Regions from separate parts of the Homo sapiens genome. Here region 2 is linked to region 1. Evidence: read pairs that join two places in POLR2A ChIA-PET (ENCODE). Cell type or tissue: MCF 10A. All regions are shown on one strand. Links, peaks and the distances in the headings refer to the core of each region. The heading gives the core; the rest is flanking DNA.

Region 1 (2,923 bases), core at 211-2,710:
CCTGCCTGTGGCCCCAGCTACTTGGGAGGCTGAGATGGGAGGATGGCTTGAGTCCAGGAGGCAGAGGTTGCAGTGAGCTGAGATCACGCCACTGCACTCCAGCCTGGACAATGGAGCAGGAGCCTGTTGAAGGAAGGAAGGAAGGAAGGTAGGGAGGGAGGGAGAGAGGGAGGAAGGGAAGAGAGGAGAGAGAAAGAAAGAGAGAAAGAGGCAAGAAGAAAGAAAGAAAAAGAAAGAAAGAGAGAAAGAGAAGAAAGAAAGAAGAAAGAAAGAAACAAAGAAAGAAAGAAAGGAGGGAGGGAGGGAAGGAAGGAAGAAAGGAAGGAAGGGCAAACAGTTGATCAATTGGACTTCATTAAAATTAAGATCTTCTGTTCATCAAAATATCCCATTAGAGAACAAAAATGCAAACCACAGAATGGGAGAAGATAGTTGAACTAAAGATATCAAGCAGAGGATTCATATTCAGAATATTTAAAAAGGATGCCTGCAAATTAATAAGAAAAAAATGCAATTAAAAAATAATTGGCAAAACACACAAGCTTTTTACAAAAGAGAAATCCAAATGGCCAATAAACCTGTCAAAAAGGAGTCAATATCATTAGTCAATTAAATGCAATTAAAACCACAGTGAGATTTTTACATATGTAAATAAAACTAAGCTAAGATTTTTGCACCTTACTATATATAAATTTTACACTTACACATGTAAAAATGGCTAAGTTTACAGGAAAAAAAAAGAAAAGAAAACCTGTTAATACCAAGTGTTGTTAATGCTTAGAGAAGCTGAGACCCTTGTATACAGATGGTGGGAGTCCAAATTAGTACAACCACTTCAGAAAATTGTTTAGTAGCATTTCCTAAAGCTGAACATAAGCATACACACTCCAAGAATATGCCTAGTAGTGATGTGTAAATATGGATCCAAAGATATGTTCAAGAATGTTCATAGTGGCATTATTGATAATAGCCTCAAACTAGAAACCACCCAAATATTATCATAGTGGAAAAGATAAGTAAAGTGTGGCATATTTGTTCAATGCTATAAATGCAACACTGCATGTGGCATTATGCAATATAGCCTGAAGTTGGACAAACCCATACAATCACACATACACTCACTAACATGCCACTGAGTGAAAGAACGAGCTATATGATTTCATTTACATAAGGTTAAAAACTAATGAAAACAAATGTGGAGGCTCTAAGTCTAATCTGCGGTTAGCTTTGGCAGTGGTGATAGGGATGACTCGGAGGCGCAGGAGGAACACTTTTGGGATTGGGTAACATTGTATATCTTCATCTGGGTGGCACTTACAAAGAGGTGTTCCCTTCTTAAAAATTATTTGTATACTTTTATTGTATGCACATTACATATACTTCTATTTAAAATCACATATACTTCCATTTGTTTCTTTTTGTTGTTGTTGTTGTTGTTTGAGACAGAGTTTTATTCTTGCCGACCAGGCTGGACTGCTATGCCAGGATCTTGGCTCACTGCAACCTCCACTTCCCAGGTTCAAACGATTTTCCTGCTTCAGCCTCCCGAGCAGCTGGGACTACAGGCACTCGCCACCATGCCCAGCTAATTTTTGTATTTTTAGTAGAGATGGGGTTTCACCATGTTGGTAAGTCTGGTCTCGAACTCCTGACCTCAGGTGATCCACCCACCTCGGCCTCCCAAAGTGCTGGGATTACAGGCATGAGCCACCTCAATCGGCCTTAGAAGTTTGCTTCTAAAAGATCGTTATGCCCATGTTCTATACCAGTGGTCGGCAGACTATAGCCCCAGGTCAAATCTGGCCAGCTACTTCTCTTATAAATAAAATTGTATTGGAACACAGCCATCCTCATTCACTTACACATTGTGTAAGGCAATTTTTTTTTTTTTTTAGAATGCAAAGTATTTTATTTTTAAACTTTTAAAATTTGAAAACAAGCTAGCCTACATTAAATAATATAGTTTCCAAAGCTGAATGTGCTCACTTGGAGCTCAGTTTTTCTGCTTGAAACACAAACACAACTTCCTAACACTCCTAGGTGGGAACACTACTGTTTGATGATCTGTGATTAGATGAACTGATCGATCTCAGTTGGTAACATCCCTTTTTTTTTCCTTGGTAAGGGTTTAAAAAATTCTAGAAGAGATGCATTTTTTCTGGTTTTACACTGACAATTTCATCCCGAACGTCTCCTGGGAGGCACAGACCATGTACAGGAATCCATCTTCATCTTTCTCACTCTCATACACCTCTGAGATTGGTGTGGAGACGCTGACCATGCTGTGTCCGTTCACCAACAGGAAGAAGGCCTGATTAGCATTGAGCTGTAAGCGCCTTCTAATTATCTTGATGAGCTCACTCATGTTGACATGGTCAGGTACAAGGAACTTTGTTTTATCCAGAACAGGAAGCTGCTTCTCACCCTTGTATCGTTCTATTATCACCGGGATTTTGGTTGGATGCTGCTCTCGAATAAGTCGGACATCTTCTACTCTTTGTTCGAAGGTGCGCCGCTGCTTGAAGGTCTTCTCCGACGGCATGGTGTGGGGATCTGGGCCGCGGCGGCGACGACGCGAGGGTCCCGGCGGCTCCTGGGGGTGGCGGCTGCTGCGGCAGCGAATCCGACTGTGGCCGTGTAAGGCTATTTTTGCACAATAACAACAGAGCTGAGTAGTTGTGGCAGAAACTGTATATGTTACAGCCACACACCATCATATATTTACTATCTGTTCTTTTACAGAAAACATCTGCTGACACCTGTTCTATAGTACATTATTTTGGGGTCTTATTCAAGCCTTTGGCATGTATTAGAGAAGAGTCAAGACTGTTTTTCAAGGGAAATCTTGGCTTTATTGAAAAGCACTCCTTCAACTTAACTCTATGCCTAACTGGGGTGCCTTCTATTAAGACACAAACCTCAG
Region 2 (2,923 bases), core at 326-2,825, 300 kb after region 1:
TGTCTTCATTCTCTTGTACGTGGAGTGTGGATAAGGTGCTATTGAAGAAATGTAAATTAATTAAACTGCTGACTTGTACATTTTTCTGATTCCAAATTGAGATTTTTTTTTTTTGAAAATGCTATACAGCAGTAGCAACCTGGAATATTAAAAATATGTTGCCCAAAGTACATTGTATATCATAGTTATTTCTGAAGGAGATGTAATCACTTGTTCAAAATCATGTTTTTTTATAAGAACGCTTTATGGTTTAATAATAGCATGCATTTTTTTCTTTTGGCCTGCAGGGTTTTTTTTTTTTTTGTTTTGTTTTTTTTTGCAGAGAAAAGTATTTATAAAGAATTTACCTAGATACTCTCATTAGTTAGATTGAAATAAGAGATTAAGTTCTGTACCGTGGTAATACCCACCCAGTTTCCATTACCTTGAGGTGTTCATTATGGCTTACCAAAAGTTGATTGTGCAATCAATCAGACACTTTAAGATTTCTGCTAGTCTTTTACTTATTTTCTGATTTTTTACTGCACGGAATCAAATTTCTTAAATTAATTTTTCAGCATCCATTCCCTTTTCCTAACGTGTGAAAAATGCCATTGTGTATATATGATATGGGTCATTGTATAAGTTTCTTATTCTAACTGCTGTGAGATTTGTAGCTGCTGCATTAAGTGCATGCCTGCCTGTGCCTTTCTGACTCAAAACTATTTTCTTATGCTGTCCATCACATTTCTGGGTGACTTTTTATATATTCACTCAGTTAATCATTCAGTTAAAAGTGTGTTAAATCTGCCTTTTTGAAAAGTGTAACAGTGCACCCTATGGTATGTGAACTCATTCTTGTGAGAAGACATAATTTCTGGATGTTAAGTAGACATTTATTTTTCTCTATTGAGTTAATATGGAGAAAGTGATTTTGTGCCCTTTAACTAGATTTAAATATGTGCTCTTTGATATGAGGGAGTGATCTCTAGTTCTTAGATATGTATGCTCCACTTTCATGTTTTATTTGCTTAGAATCTTCCTGACTATGGATAATTGGGTGATAATCTCAAATTCTTGCTGAATTGAGACACTAGTACACCCATTAGTACATAATTCCTATTGAAGACCATTAGTTCTATATTTGAAGCTTTTAAGGTAATCTATTGTTGACCTACTTTCTTTTTGTCTTAAGGGATTTTTTTGCAGAATGGGAAGGTAGTTGTAAATGTAGAAAGTCTGAATTTTTTTTTTTTTTGCGCTAGAACAAAATAGGGTGGACTATAAAATGGAAATTAGGAAAAGGGAATGATTTCTCTAATTTTCAAAGTGCCAAAATACACAAGGTATTTTTTTGTACCAGTTCATTGTGATTTTATAATTTATGTTTAAAGCATTTTTTTCCATGATGGTTCATTTTCTTTCTTTTTATTTTTTATTTTTTTGAGACGGAGTTTCGCCTTGTTGCTCAGGCTGGAGTGCAAAGGTGCCATCTCAGTTCACTGCAACCTCTGCCTCCCAGGTTCTAGCGATTCTCCTCCCTCAGCCTCCGGAATACCTGGGATTACAGGCATGTGCCACCACGCCCGGCTAATTTTGTATTTTTAGTAGAGACGGGGTTTCTCCATATTGGTCAGGCTGGTCTCAAACTCCCGACCTCAGGTGATCCACCTGCCTCAGCCTCCCAAAGTGCTGGGATTACAGGCATGAGCCACTACGCCTGGCTATCATTTTCTGTAATGAAAATATTTACAATTTGTTAATGTATGTTTTCGGTTTAGCATTTTGTTGTTAGTAGCACATGGTGTTACAGTATTTATATATTTTTAATAGCAATAATTGCCACCCGGTAATAGTTGCCATATTAACCTCCAATTGCTAGTAAATATTTTTAAGTACATAATAGACAGCAATTTAAGGCATAGTGTAGCAGTTTACTGGACTGTTTTAAAGAGCCATTTGTATGTGTGATGAGTTCATAATTTTAAAGAGACAATAATGTACCTTAGGCCTGTATGCTACAAATATTTTGCTGTGGATGTTGCTTGAAGTACTCACTGGGAAGAAGTTAGGTAGGGCCTATTCTTTGTGAGAAGAATGGGCAAGGGGGTGTGTTTAGGATAGTATGTATTTATTGAATTTATGCCAGGTGCTTATATAGCTTATCATTTTTTTTTTTTGTTTTGGTTTTTTTTTGAGACCAGAGTCCCACTGTGTCACCCAGGCTGGTGAAGTCTTGGCTCACTGCAACATTCAGCTCCCGGGTTCAAGGGATTCTCTTGCCTCAGCCTCCCAGGAGCTGGGATTACAGGCGCCTGCCACCATGCCTGTCTAATTTATTTGTGTTTTTAATAGAAATGGGGTTTCGCCATGTTGGTCAGGCTGCTCTGGAACTCCTGACCTTGTGATCCGCCTGCCTCGGCCTCCCAAAGTGCTGGGATTACAGGCATGAGCCACTGCGCCCGGCCAGCCTGGTTTTTAATTGTATTCCTTACCACTTTCAGAGATCTCTCTCACCAGTTTGTACTAGTGCTATAAATTGTGATAACTAAGTTAATTTTGTTCTATAATTATTTTTGCCTAATAATTTAAAATTGAGATGAAACTCATCTCAATGAAAATATGTAAATATTACTATTTACATATTTATAGAGAAACAGACAACAGAAAAATTGTTTATTTTTTATGAACAGTTAATTCAGCTGTCTCTCAACTTTGAATCAAAGATAGAGTAGATTTTTTTTGAAACATTCGACTTATTTTTGATTGAAGAAAATAACAATAATAACAATGTTCCCCTTCTTTAAGCTAGTAGTAGGAGTACTGATTTGTGTGTGTGTGTGTTTTTTTTGAAAGTGAATGATACATTTATTTCACAGGAGCTAACCAGTTAGCCAGATTAGACAGATTTTATGAGAATTAGTAGTATGGTTGACTATTAGGT

The links. Peaks named below come from ENCODE experiments on the same cell type or tissue, not always from the same donor. Only the 100,000 strongest peaks of a DNase experiment are listed, where the experiment ranks them.
Region 2: POLR2A ChIA-PET joins it to region 1 with 6 read pairs; 5 of 35 experiments call an interaction of 5 or more read pairs at or near these places.

What each region holds. Positions count from the first base shown.
Region 1 is chr12:116,575,562-116,578,484 of GRCh38, reverse strand. MAP1LC3B2 (microtubule associated protein 1 light chain 3 beta 2) reads right to left here. Exons shown (of 2, transcript NM_001085481.3): 2 at 1,879-2,643. The coding sequence starts at 2,542. The coding sequence ends at 2,165. Among named protein-coding and RNA genes, the nearest start is that of MAP1LC3B2, 18 kb to the right of the region's middle. RefSeq lists a silencer at 1,107-1,401. In MCF 10A, for the core only: no CTCF peak of the experiment used is centred there; a DNase peak (open chromatin) is centred at 1,184.
Region 2 is chr12:116,271,805-116,274,727 of GRCh38, reverse strand. The region is part of intron 1 of MED13L (mediator complex subunit 13L); the gene reads left to right. Among named protein-coding and RNA genes, the nearest start is that of MED13L, 4.4 kb to the left of the region's middle. In MCF 10A, for the core only: no CTCF peak of the experiment used is centred there; no DNase peak of the experiment used is centred there.